Linked DNA regions of Homo sapiens: all the other regions are linked to region 3. Evidence: chromatin contacts called from ENCODE Hi-C data. All regions are on one chromosome and are shown on one strand. Each heading gives the region's core, a stretch centred on a gene start or an enhancer-like site at or near the end of the contact. The rest is flanking DNA. Distances are from core to core; before and after follow the strand shown.

Region 1 (4,503 bases), core at 1,252-3,751, 1.4 Mb after region 3:
ACTCCAGGAGCAAGCAGCCTTCGAAGGGGTCCGGGCATGCCCACGGGCACGCCAGTGGGCGCGGGCAGAGGGCGCCGTGCGATGCATGCAGAGACGTGTGCCCGCCTAACCCTTCATGCCAGTTCACCCGGGGCACTGGGGGGAGCTGAAGCGGGGGGTCCTCTCCTGTCGGAAAGTCCCCTCAGCCCAGCGTGGCCAGGGCAGGGGGCAAACACGGGAGTGGCATTCCAGACCCAGAGGGGCCTGCTCAGAGGTTCCCATAAGACTTGTCAGGCTCTGAGCACCTGGGTCTGGGTGGGCTTCAGGTGTGGTGGCAGGTGCAGAGGAGGCCTGAGGACAGGGATCAGGGGCCTGGGGGGTTGTGTCCCCAGAGCTGTGGGGGCTCTTCACTCAAAATTTTCTGGTAGATAACTCTGGAGATGGTGCAGTGGCTGCTGTGCCGAGATGTAGACTGGGACCAGGGGACGGCTGGGGACGCTCACTGCTACTATCTTCAGTCAGAAGCCAGCCTGCCTATGGCTTCCTCCCCATTGTGCACTCCCCTCCCTCTCAGTCCTCGGTACCTCCCCTCTCCAGAATGTTTCCTCCTCTGAGTGTTTTTTTTTTTTTTCTAGGAAGGCAGGTATCTGTCCCTCCTGTTCAATTCTAGTAATAATTAATTTATCTGCTAAAGACCAGTGAGAGATGGAGGCCCTGGGTTGGCCAGCACGTCATGCCCAAATATGGTTGACTCTCCTGTAGCCCTGGGTGTCTACATGACACGTGGTGGGGCTGTGATCCGCCCAGCACATTCACTTCGGGGCAGCCTGTGGCCCCACTGGTTTTTCCCACTAGTAGTGGTGTTAGGGGGTGCAAATGGCATTTTCCAGTACTGAGGCCAACCCCTGTATATTGTCCCCTCTCCTGACCACTTTGAGACACACCTGCACCAAGTGCGCCTGGGCGTCTGGGAGCTGGGGTGGAGGTGGGAGGGAGGGCTGGGAAGGGGGAACCCATACAGACCCCTCCCTGCACGGGCCCCATTCAAGACGGGCTTGAAGTTGTCCTTCTGGTCCCCCTGCCCCACTGGAAAGCAAGTTCCCAGGCACGGAATTCCATCAATAATTGACTCTCTCTCCACTAAGGGCCATTGAGCTGGGTTGTCTGGGTTCATTCCTTAATCTTCAGAGCTCAGGGAAACTGAGTCAGAGTGACCAGTGGTCAATTCCAGCAGAAAGAGTGTCAGGAGGTGGGTGCCGTGTCTTCCAGCCCTAGCTTTTCCCTATTTAGAGGAAACAAGGAATGGGCGTGTAGAGGGTTCTTGTCCCTAGAACATAGTATCAACCGCCAGATGTCGCCCGATCCCAAAGCCACCAGATCGGGCAGTCCTGGGAAGCCAAAATCCAGCTCTTTCATATTTTCCCTTATTTGGAGTAGATTCTTGGATGTTAGGCACACCCCGCCCACCACACCACCCCTGGCCCTCAGACCCCAGGCCAGACCCTCCCACTGGGAGGTATAGCCCAAGCCCAGGAGCTGTTCAGCTGGGATCCCTAAGGAGCTGTTTCCAGGCCTGCGTAGCCAGGGGGCGCAGGAGGGAAGGAAGCCGCAGACTGGCAAGGTGAGAAGAGACCTGTGCTGGCAAGTCCAGGTGCGGCAGGTGAGGTCGCCCATTCCCAAGCTCCCACCTTGACGGTGCACTCGGAGCACTTACAAATGGGTCTGCCAGTGGATTTTAACCTATTTTGCCTGGCCCCAGGTGGCACGGGAATCTGGGGACATTGTTGGTTATATCCTGGCTGGCAGTGCGCATCCAACTCAGAGCCAACCTGGCATAGGGCCCAGGGCCCAACCAAGGAACCTGGCCTGGTCTCATCCTCACCATGGCCCCCATGGAGTAGAGCAGCCCCAGAACCAGCTCCCCTGTGCCCAAAGCAGCTGGTGCCCTGTGGACTCGAGCCAGCAAGGGACACGCTGTCCCCCTCCCAGTGGGCACACTGGCTGAGAAGTGTCCTTCCAGGTGGCCACTCGCCCTGAGTCCACACAAGTTCCTGGTGTCAGGGCCCTTCTCTCTCAGGCATGCAGTGGTCCGTTCATGGGCAAGTGCCCAGACACCCTCTCTCTCTCGGGGACCCCCCATGGCCTCAGGCTCCCACATTCGTGGGCACAGACATGGCTCGTGGGTCAACTAGGGAAGCTATTCTCTGGACACTCACTCCCAGATGCCAGGGGAGCCTCCATCGGCTCACGCATCCCAGCTGAACCTGGCCCGGACCTGGGCGCGAGCTGGCGCCTGCGTTTTCCGGCCTCTCTGCCCGCCTTCTCCAACCCCGCCCCCGGCCGACGAGGAGCGCGGCGACCCTACGGCGCGAAGCCGGGCCGCGGAGACCTCACCTGCTGTTCCTGAGAGCGACCGGTGACCGATGACCGCGGGGTGGCGCCCGGATCGCCTTCGCGCCCGCGCCCGCGCCAGGCGCCTCGGGGATTCTGTCGGCGTCCGCTGCGCGCGACGCGCCTCCACGCGAATGGGCCGCCGCCGCCCGCCTTCTTGTTGGCCGCACCCCCGCCCCGCGCCCGCCCCGCGCCCGGCCCGGCCCGGCGAGAAAGCCTTAATTGGTAAAATTGCCCAGGAGCCCGGGACGGGTGCGTGGGGGGCGGGGGTGCGGGGGCACGCCGTGAGCTCCAGCGACCCGCCGCCGGGCGACGCCGCCCCCCGAGATGAGCTCACCGCCGGCGAGGGCCGCCAGGCCCTGGGGGAGGGAGGGCTTCGTGGGGGAGTCGCCTCCAGCGCCCACAGGGACTGCAGGGCTCGTGTCTAGGCCCAATCACAAGGATCCTGCGTGTCTGAGTCTGGGGGAGCCAAGCGCACCCCAGGTGGAAAGGCCGAGGCCCAAGGCCACCTTCTCCAAGGAGCCACCCACAGTCACAGCCCCTGGTGTCTGTCCCAAGCCGGGATTGTTTCCTGGGGTGGGGGCAACAGGTCGTTGCAGGTGTTGGCTGGGCGCCTACGTCAGGCAGGGCCCCGGGACGGGACTGCAGGGCTCCGAGCCCTGGGATGAACCTGACTGCCATGGATCAGGCGCTGCCAGGTCTGGCCTGGGGTGGGCAGCAGAAACAGGATCGCTCAGGGGGACGAGAAAGTTAAGTTTGTTTAGTATTAAGAAGATTCTGATCTTAAAGAAAACATTGGCCGGGCATGGTGGCTCATGCCTATAATCCTAGCACTGTGGGAAGCTGAGGCAGGTGGATTAATTGAGCCCGGGAGTTTGAGACCAACCTGGGCAACACAGCAAGACACTATCTCTACCAAAAATATAAAAATTAGCTGGGCGTGGTGACGTGCACCGGTAGTCTCAGCTGCTCAGGAGACAGATGGGAGGATCGTTTAAGCCCGGGAGTTTGAGGCTGCAGTGAGCTATAATTTCACCACTACACTCCAGCCTGGGTCACACAGTGAAACCCTGTCACTAAACATAAAAAAAAAGGCCAGGTGCGGTGGTTCATGCCTGTAATCCCAGCACTTTGGGAGGCCGAAGTGGGTGGATCACGAGGTCAGGAGTTCAAGAACAGCCTGGCCAAGATGGTGAAACCCCGTCTCTACTAAAAATATAAAAACTAGCCGGGCGCAGTGGCAGGCGCCTGTAATCCCAGCTACTCGGGAGGCTGAGGCGGGAAAATCGCGTGAACCCGGGCGGCAGAGGTTGCAGTGAGCCGAGATCACGTCACTGCACTCCAACCTGGGTGATAGAGACTCCGTCTCAAAAAAAAAAAAAAAAAAAAAAAAAAAGGCCGGGCGTGGTGGATCCCAGCACTTTGGGAGGCTGAGGCAGGTGGATCACGAGGTCAGGAGTTTGAGACCAGCCTGGTCAACACAGTGAAACCCGGTCTCTACTAAAAATACAAAAATTAGCTGGGCGTGGTGGCAGGCGCCTGTAATCCCAGCTACTCGGGAGGCTGAGACAGGAGAATCGCGTGAACCTGGGAGGCGGAGGTTGCAGTGAGCTGAGATTGCGCCACTGCACTCCAGCCTGGGTGATAGAGCTAGACTGTGTCTTGGAAAAAAATAATAAATATAAAAATAAAAATACAAATAAAAAAATAACGTTAACAGCTCAGTGAACAATCATCTACTTGTCATAGACACTGAGGAATGTTTCCATGTTGATATTTTTTCCTCGTAACTCAATCATGTTGGGATTGTAAGTTATACAGCATATACTGCTTGCAAGCCATTCCATCCTTAAGGAGCAACTCAGTTTTCTTATTCTTGACTTAGAATTGGTTGCATCCCGATGTCTCCTCTGCCTGCACTTCCCAGGAAGAACCCCCTGAGGCCCTCAGATTTTCCTGCACACGCCCTTCCCAGACCCTCTGATGACTGCAAATCCCACCCTACCCTTGACGGGAAACTCTCTGAGGCTGTCCAGGTCATCACCCCCAGGGACCAGGTACTGGTGGGGGAATGTTCCATGAATTAATTGCTGTACTCAGGGCTCTTGGACAAGTCTCCCCTGATCGCAGGGT
Region 2 (4,227 bases), core at 1,420-3,919, 1.0 Mb after region 3:
GAGCCCAGCTCCAGCCTTCCCAACTCCCTAAACCAACTTTCTCCCTCCAGGCAGCTCCAGCTTCCCACCCCCAGAGCATCGAGGCACTGGAGCTCAGCCAAAGAACAGCAGCCTCTCACCGCTCAGGACACAAAGCCCACTCAGCGAGGGTTTGTCTGCAGGGCCACCACCGAGGCCAGGGGATCGCTAGAGCCCCCAGGAGAGAACGGCCGCGGAGCAAGGGGTTAGTGCTGGGAGCCGTGCCTGCCACTCAGGACTAGGGCATCCCAAGGCCCTCCCCCAGCCGCCTGCAGGGGGCTTTTCCCTCACCCAGACTCTTCCAGCTCTTGCCTGGGACCGAACTCACCCTGACCCTGCCTTCTGGGCAAGGCCAGGGTCCTGTGGGCCAACGGGCAGTCAGTAGGCAACTTGGGAACTGACCCTTGTGCTAGGGGCACAAAACGGGCCAAGTAGCCACCAAGAAAAAGGATGCCACAAAGCTGTCGTGGACAGCAGCAGGCTTTCTGCCCTAGAGACTAAGCAAGGCTACTAGGCAGAGGCAACAACAAACGGCCCCCACGAAGGCCGTGGTGCATCAGCCATACCTGAAGAGAGAGGTTCCTCCCCTTCCCAACTAACGGGCTTTGGGTTTTGCAGGGAGGCAGAAGAGCGGGTGGGGTAACCCCCTGGATCCGCAGAAGCGGGGAGACACACGACTACGCAGGCCGCTGAGGGGTAACTGGAATTCAGCTTGTAAACCAGAAGGCACCAGATTAGGAGAAGGGGCGACTTGGAAAGAAATGCTGCAGAAGTAAACGTGGAAAGGGAGAGGCGGCCCTGCCGCCGGCCCGTCCTAGGGGTCCCCAAGGCTCCGGCATTACCCGGGTCGGCGGATGTTAAACTCTGCGTCCTAAGAGCGCTTCCCTTCCCTCCCTTTTTCGAGAGACAGAGAACGAATCTGTAATCTAGAAATGGTCATTTCTCCAGAATGGGCACTCGAGATGAGGGAGAGCTGAGCAGGCGCAGGAGAAGGGAGGGAGGGAGGGAGGGGAGCTCTGCCTGCGCCAAGGGGACACATCCGCCCGCCCCAGCCCCAGCCCCAGCCCGCTGGGTAACGGTGTGGGTCTGAAGTCACCACCGCTGGCGACAGCCCCTCTCCCTCACCAGTCGGACTAGGGGCTTTCTTTTAACTAACGAAAACCAATCCTCAAACACGGGAGAGACAAGGGAACGGGGAGAAGATCAGAGAAAAGCACTGAAGCCCGGCACAGCAAAGGGGAGGGGCAAGCCGATCAGTGGGGAGGGAGGGGGAGGAGGGGAGAAGGGGGAGGGGGACGGGGAGAGGGGAGAAGGACGGGTAAGGGAGGAGGGGAGAGAGAGAGGGAAGGGTAGAGGGTGAGGGAGGAGATGGAGGGAGGGAGGAGAGGGAGGGAGCAGATGGAGGGAGGGAGGAAAGAGGAGGGAGAGGGAGGAGATGGAGGGAGGGAAAGAGCCGAAGACCCAGCGGGCTTTGCACTCACCCGTGTTGTACACGTGCAGTTCGTCCACTATTCCCTCGTTGCCGCCGCCAAACACCACGATGAGCTCCTTGATGGCCACGGCGCGGTGGCCGTGGCGGGGCCGTGGCACCGGACCCGACCAGCCCACCACTCGCTTCCAGCGGGGCTGCAGAAGCACCGCTGGCAAGTTGGCGGGCGACACGGCCGAAGCCATAGTTCCGGGAAAGGGTGCGGTGGGGAGAAGTCAACAAGCGGGAAGGGAGCCCCTCAATTCCTTTCACACACCCCCTTTCGTCTAAGGCAGCTCTCACGGAGAAGCGGTTTCTCACACAGCGGTAGACGACTCCATGGAGGCCGCCATCTTAACTGCCCTCCTTCCCTTTGGCTCTTCCCTTTCTTCTCGCTCACCCCGTCTCCGCAAGAGCCGCCCGAAACTGTCGAGCGCCTAGGCTCAAGAAGCTGGAGGCCGCTGAGTCCCGTCGCCCCGACTACTTGTCCGGGCGCTCCCGCTTACAAGCTCGGGCGGGAGGCCCTGGGAGCCGCCATCTTGAGCCGCCTCTCTCTCCTCCCTTCCTCAGTCGTAGCCCTCCCCCGCCGGAAATGGCGGAGCCCCGGCCCGGTTCCCACACCCCCAAGTCCCCAGCACTGGCCGGCTTCCGGGGCGGGTGGAAAGGAGCCACAAGCGCCGCGGTCGTCGCAGCCCCGCCGGCGCTCAGACCACAATTGTGGGAGCCGCCATCTTGAGACCGTCCCGCTTCCCCGCCCAGCGCCTTAGTGCAGCCGCCGCTCCCGAAACAGCCTCGACACACCTAACGAATGGAGGCGGGCCGGAGGCCGGTGGAACCAGCTCGAGCTCTCGAGGGCCGTTTGGGGGCTCGCGCCGTACGGCTTGTGAAGTCTCGCGCCTCTCCCCTTAGTCCGCCTCTGCTGCTCAGGCTGCGCCTGCCGCCGTGGGAGCCGCCATCTTGAGACTAGCTCCCCGTTCCCCCCTATTCTCTTCCTCCTAGGTCAGTTCTTCCACTGCACACCAAACTCAAGGCGGTGTCCGATCCTCACTTCCCGCCTTATGACTCCTTCCCACAGGAGCCGCTTCAAAGAGCTAGAGTTAGGCCCCGAAGCGGCAACTGTACGGCAGAAGAAGCGGTAACGGCAGGGCGCTCATGCCTCCTCCCTGGGAGCCGCCATCTTGTGTGAAGAAGTAACAACTAAACATGGCGGCAGCGGCGCCGGCGGTCGGGCGAGGAGGCGGAGCCGGGTGACGTCACCGCTTCCCCCCACTCGCCCTCGCACCGCTTCGCCCCTGGGCCCAAGCCTCTTAAAGGACCCCTGCGCTGCCTCGCGGCGGGGGTGGGGGTCGGCGCTGCCGCGCGCTGGGCTAAAGCTCGAGTCGCGCTCAGATCAGGTGCAGGCGCAGGCGCGCCCCGCCCCACGGCCCCCCCACCGGGCGAGCCTCCACGCCTCCGCCCTGGGAGCCGCCATCTTGCCACTTCCCCTCGCCCGGCCGTCCGCGGGCGTCAATAGCGACTTTCAGCACAAAACAAAGATGGCGGCGGCGGCATCTCGGAAATGCCCGGATGAGACTGCTAACCCCTCCGACGCGCTCGGCCCCGCCCCCTTGGGAACGGTCTCTCGGGTTGATAAGGGACGCACGCCCGAAGAACTGCCTTTAACCAGCACTGGGGACAGCGGCACGCAGGTGGCCGGGGTTGGCGAACAGCCACTGCAGCCGCGCCTGCGGCCGGGAAGCGAGCATTTTCGCGCCCTGCACACCCAGCAGCCGCAGGAGGCGGCCCGAGGCGCGCCGCGGGGGAGCCGGGGGCGGGGCGACAGTGGGAGGCGACGCAGCCGAGCGCCGGCGCCCGGGGGTGGAGCCTCCGCCCGCTCCCAGGCTCCCAGGCTGCGGGGCCCGCCCTCGGGCGCCACCGCCTCCGCCCGCGCCGCAGCAAAATGAGCCGGGCCGCGCGCCCCAGACCGCCGCGCGCTCGGCCGCCCCCACTGCCGAGAGGCCCGCAGTCGGGCCGGTGGCGCACGAGCCGGGCGGGCGACCGCGGGAGGCGTCCGCGTCATCTCGCGTCACCTCGCCCCGCCCGCTTCCCAGGCTTCGAGTCCCGCCCTGCGCGCAGGCGCACCGGCGCTGCTCGGATCCTCCCTTTTCGGAGATTTGAATTTCCCCCAGCGAGGCGAGTGAGGCGAAATACCCGTATGGTGATAGCTGGCCTTTTCGCGCCAATACTGTAAGTGCTCACCGCAGCCCTGGGAGGTGGGTCCCGGCCTCGCCCCCACGTTTCGCCTCCTCTAGGAGGCCGCCCGGGCGCGGCGGCGGCGGCGGCGGCGGCGGCATCCGCCCTGCCACGCGCAGGCCGCAGCGCGGGGACCCAAGCTGCTGCCCGGGAGCGGCAGTCGCCAGTAGAAATGGACAGACCGGTCCTGTCAGAGCCTGTGGCTTTTGTTGTAAACGTCTAGAAGTTCAGTTAAATTACAAGATCTACCAGATCTACCGGCGGGCAGAATTATTACTTTGAAGTTACTGAAGTTATGCGTCCTGCTGGAAGACCTTGTAATTTAATGCGTTAGTAAAGAAGCACACGTCACCCTCTCACACATTTTCAACAATATTTTTAAAGTCGCCTCTCAACATATTACATGTATTTTGTAATCGTCTGTGTTTTAGTTCATGCAGTTGGAAGTATCCATTTGAGAAGGGACAAAGAGAAGAATTCTTGCCTGTCTGTGCCACCACCTGCTCTTT
Region 3 (4,301 bases), core at 426-2,925:
TGGTGGCATGCACCTGTAATCCCAGCTACTCGGGAGGCTAAGACTGGAGAATCGCCTGAACCCAGGAGGTGGAGGTTGCAGTGAGCAGAGATCATGCCATTGCACTCCAGCCTGGGCAACGAGGGCAAAACTCAGTCTCAAAACAAAACAAAACAGTATTTTTATTTTGACAATGCCTCCCATGATTTTTATACCAAATAAGCCAAATGTCACTGTTGCATTAGTGCATTATCGATGTCAAACCCAATTCTTAAATAAAACCTTATAGACAAATGTATTCAATCTTAATCAGTTTGAACATAAGGTAAGAATTTTATAAACCTTTTATAACCCTTTACAATTTTTGTTGAAGAGCAGATTAGTGCTCTAAGAAAACCTGTTGTGCTTTTATGTCCATGTTCAATTTATGGAAAAACCTAATAATACCCTTTTAAATTTAGTATTATCATACATAAAATTTTTTACAAGGTTAATTTTTTTTTTTTTTTTGAGACGGAGTCTTGTTCTGTCGCCTAGGCTGACAGTGGCATGATCTCGGCTCACTGCAACCTCTGTCTCCCCAGTTCAAGCAGTTCTCCTGCCTCAGCCTCTGGAGCAGCTGGGACTACAGGCGTGTGCCACCATGTCTGGCTATTTTTTTTTTTTTGTATGTTAGTAGAGAGGGGGTTTCATCATGTTGGCCAGGCTGGTCTCGAACTCCCAGGTGCTCAAAGGAAAATTTAAGACAGTCCATGGAGGAGAAAGGTATAGACAAGGTCATGCAGATATTAAACCAGAAAGGACTTATTTCCTAAGCCAGGAATCGAACCCAGACTGCCACTGTGAAAGGGCAAAACCTTAACTACTGAGCCCAGAAGGAGTCTAGAGTAGTTAATTTTGAGCTTGCAAAGGCTTTTAACTAGTCAAGATAATTTTTAGAACTAACTATGATATGAACCCTAAAATTCCTGTTCCCTGGAAGGTAGAGACAAGGAGAAAGTACTGCCACATGGTTACAAGGTCAAGCTCCCAAGGACATAAAACAGGATGGCGACCTTGTCCAGTTTTTTGTTGGTTTCAGGGACCTGCAGCAAAGTTTGTCACTGACCAGCTTGCTGGGCCATCTTGAGCAGCAAGCTTATGGGGGCCCAAGCCCATGTTTTATCCTAAGGTACCCCTCGACACAGAAAAACGACTTTATAGCACAAAATATACCAGATTGACTACAGCTTAAGACTAGACAGCCTCAGAATTCCTTTTTGCATTAATTAAAATTTTACAGAGGAGATAAACAGTGATTTTACAATCAGTTTGCACAGAGAGAGAGAAGCCTGAAATCTGACTGGGAAGAGATATTTACCCTTTTGCTGGCATGCCAGGCTTCTGGGCTCCCTTTCCCTGAGTGGCCCTGGTGATCTGGCTCTCTGCACCATTGCCCCGGGAGCCAAGCCACAACACAAAAGAATTTTTTTTTAAAATGCACTTCAGTGTGTTGTTGTTCATTTGGAATGTTCCACTGTAAGTTATCTTTCGTAAGATGTCACCATTTCTGTAAGAATTTGCTGCCTCCCGGGCGTAATGTGTAACCCAGAAGGAACTCAGTTTTCCAGAAGCAATTAATAGGTTCCATGGAATGTTGATGGTAAGAAAGGAAGGAAAAGGTGACAAGAGTGAGCGTAGACAGCTCTTTCTAAGGAGTTTGGCTGCTGGAAGGGGAAGAGAAGCAGCTGGGGTTAGGTGGGAGGAACTAAGTTTAGAGACGCTAAAAGTGTATGTAGCAGGAGTCACCTGATCAGGTTGAACTGCAGCAGGAACAAGGAAGTTCCATTTTGACTACTATTAGTTGCAAATTGGACCCTTATGTCAACTTTTTCATCTGTAAAAAAAAAGGGATGGCCAGGCACGGTGGCTCACGCCTGTAATCCCAGCAGTTTGAGAGGCCGAGGCGGGCGGATTGCCTGAGTTCAGGAGTTCACAACCAGCCTGGCCAACAAGGTGAAGCCCCGTCTCTACTAAAATACAAAGAATTAGCCACGCGTGGCAGCGGGCGCCTGTAGTCCCAGAATCTCTGGAACCCGGGAGGCGGAGGTTGCAGTGAGTCGAGATCACACCACTGCACTCCAGCCTGGGCGACAGACCGAAACTCCGTCTCAAAAAAAAAAAAAGGGGGGCAGGGGATGAAAATGCTATTGCTTTCCAGGAATAGCTATGACTACTTCCAATAAAGAAGACAAGAAGGTTCCACATGTGAAAACTACGCGGTCACAACGATAAGTGGGCGGGTGCACGCACGCGCGCTGAGATCGTGCGTGCACAGGCCGGGGTGCGGCCGGCGTGAGTACGCCTGCGCGTGCCGCCATTTCCTGCAGCCGCAGACTCTGCCTGCGGTGCTCGCCGGGAAATGAGACGATCAACAAAGAAAATGGTTGTTTTGGGCGAGATCGACCGTGGAGAGGCTTTTTCTGCAGCAGTCCCGGTTCCTGCCGCCAGATGGCGCTCGAGGATCACAAATGGGTCTAGGGTTCTCATAATGGCCCCGCCTAAGAAATTTTGGATTCTCCTGGCCCTTCCCCCCTTTGTGGGGTCAACAGCGGATTTGGGAATCTGGTGACCAACACGTGCGCACTCCCCTACCCTTGCCCCTACCGAGCCCTCCAGGGTAGCTTGGGGGAGAAGCTCCTCCCTAGACTGCCGGGTATTTGATGAGCCTGGCCAGCGCACAGGTCTTGAGCACCATGGTCAGGGAAGAAGGCTGAATGGCTTAGGTCTTCCTAGAGAGGCCGGAGGCGGGAAAGAACTGGAGAAAGGAGAGATGGCAGTGGGAGGATGGGGACAAGAATACCAGTGTGTTTCCAGCCAGAAGACGATGTCTTTTAACACCTCATTGAAGTCGTCAGGTGACTTTGCCCTTGTCAGAAAGGAGCAGCACTGCGGGGGTCCTACTGAGGAGGAGACTGACTGCTCCTTGGGGTGGGGATTGTGCCTCCTTCCTGTCTGCCCCACTCTTGGGGAGATGAGTCCCTCCAAGTCCACGAGACATGACAGCCAGCCTACCTGCCATGGGAGAACAAAGTCTAGTCTCAGGGCACTCACTTCATAAGGGTCTTATTCTTCCTCAGCGTGTTGACTGATTTTGAGGGGAAGGATGTGGCCACCAAGGTCGGAGAGGCCTGGCAGGACAGGCCTGGAGCCCCAAGAGGTGGCCAAGGAGACCCAGCTGTACCCACTCAGCAACCTGCAGATCCCAGTACCCCAGAACAGCAGAACAGCCCCAGCGGATCTGAGCAATTCGTCAGACGAGAGAGCTGCACCAGCAGGTACGAGCCAAACTGCACTGGGACCTTACCTGCTAGAGCCAGTGTTTTTGTCCAGGGCAGCAACCCAGGACAAACCCCCACACACTAGGCATGCCTGTTTATCCTCTGCAGGTGAGTGTGGTTAGGAGCCAGAGGGAAGGAGAGAAACCAGCATCTCAGGGGTAGATATTCATGGGTTTCAGCTTGGAGCCATAGCATCAAATCTGTTAGACTAAGTCTGGCACAGAAAGGATGCACAGAGAACCAGGTTGTCTGGCAGCCAGTTCGAACCTGGAAACCTGGGTCAGGGGAGGGATATAGGTTGCTTTTTCTGTTAATGGAGATGGAAACTCTCTGAGCAAGGTGTGCCATGGTGTGGATGTGATTCACTGCCAGAAATAACAACTGTACCAGTTGGATGAGCTCTTCCACTGCCATCAGCACTGGGATGGCCATGGATTTGGACAGTAATGTAGCTCCACAGTGCTGACTCAGGGTTGCTCATTGATTGCAAGAAGTTGGCAGCAGTAGCCTGAGGAAACAGGGGCTCTGAATTTTCTGAGAGAGACCAAGAACCAAGGAACAGCCAGGTACTAGGGAACAGACAACACCAGATGCTTGTGCTTTTCTGTGAGCAGCTCAGGTCTCCCAAAGTGGTAGTTTCCTGGCTTCTGGCCTTTGTAGATCAGTGTGGATCCACACCCAATTGTGATGTTTGTGGTAGCTGTAAGAACTTTCCCAATTTTGAAATCCTAGGTGACTTGTAGCATATTTTTTCACATTTGAAAATAATTGAGTTTTGAAAATGTTTTTACAGGCAATCTAGTATCAGATTTTATATCATCCTGAAACATTCTGTCAATTGTCATTTCCAAAAATCCATGGAAAACTGGAGTTGTTGAACTGGAAACAGTGTGGTCTCAGGAAGTGCTTCACAGCCATTGCAACATGGGCAGGGCCTAGAGGGCAGGAGAGAATGCCATGATTTGATGACATTTTACCCATTCCTGCCAGGTGAACTTCATC

The links. A loop is a pair of places that touch in the nucleus more often than their neighbours do. Pooled maps may share reads with other maps.
Region 1: a pooled map shows a loop between it and region 3 (7-fold over the local background). The contact joins the promoter of FLNA here to the enhancer-like site in region 3. A Hi-C loop is called at or near these places in 1 of 168 maps with a recorded cell type or tissue (PC-9), 2 of 37 single-sample maps with no recorded cell type and 11 of 50 pooled maps.
Region 2: a map of naive thymus-derived CD4-positive, alpha-beta T cell shows a loop between it and region 3 (10-fold over the local background). The contact joins the promoter of HCFC1 here to the enhancer-like site in region 3. A Hi-C loop is called at or near these places in 3 of 168 maps with a recorded cell type or tissue (B cell, GM12878 and naive thymus-derived CD4-positive, alpha-beta T cell) and 7 of 50 pooled maps.

What each region holds. Positions count from the first base shown.
Region 1 is chrX:154,372,133-154,376,635 of GRCh38, forward strand. FLNA (filamin A) reads right to left here and starts at 2,502. Exons shown (of 48, transcript NM_001110556.2): 1 at 2,374-2,502. RefSeq lists enhancers at 1-55, 1,240-1,289 and silencers at 777-836, 2,379-2,438, 2,449-2,588.
Region 2 is chrX:153,969,149-153,973,375 of GRCh38, forward strand. HCFC1 (host cell factor C1) reads right to left here and starts at 2,670. Exons shown (of 26, transcript NM_005334.3): 1 at 1,500-2,670. The coding sequence starts at 1,692. TMEM187 (transmembrane protein 187) reads left to right here and starts at 3,606. Exons shown (of 2, transcript NM_003492.3): 1 at 3,606-3,712. It overlaps HCFC1-AS1 (HCFC1 antisense RNA 1), which reads left to right. Exons shown (of 3, transcript NR_046608.3): 2 at 51-223; 3 at 637-943. RefSeq lists silencers at 76-254, 2,751-2,990, 3,221-3,670, 3,781-3,890 and enhancers at 1,041-1,280, 1,270-2,119, 1,761-2,520.
Region 3 is chrX:152,956,601-152,960,901 of GRCh38, forward strand. ZNF185 (zinc finger protein 185 with LIM domain) reads left to right here. Exons shown (of 25, transcript NM_001395254.1): 19 at 3,099-3,296. Among named protein-coding and RNA genes, the nearest start is that of PNMA5, 35 kb to the right of the region's middle. RefSeq lists enhancers at 2,559-2,608, 2,619-2,748. Within about 2 kb of position 1,676, at least 19 of the 41 ENCODE cell types and tissues checked have a DNase peak (open chromatin) inside an H3K27ac peak, as active enhancers do; they include B cell, where a contact is called at or near this core.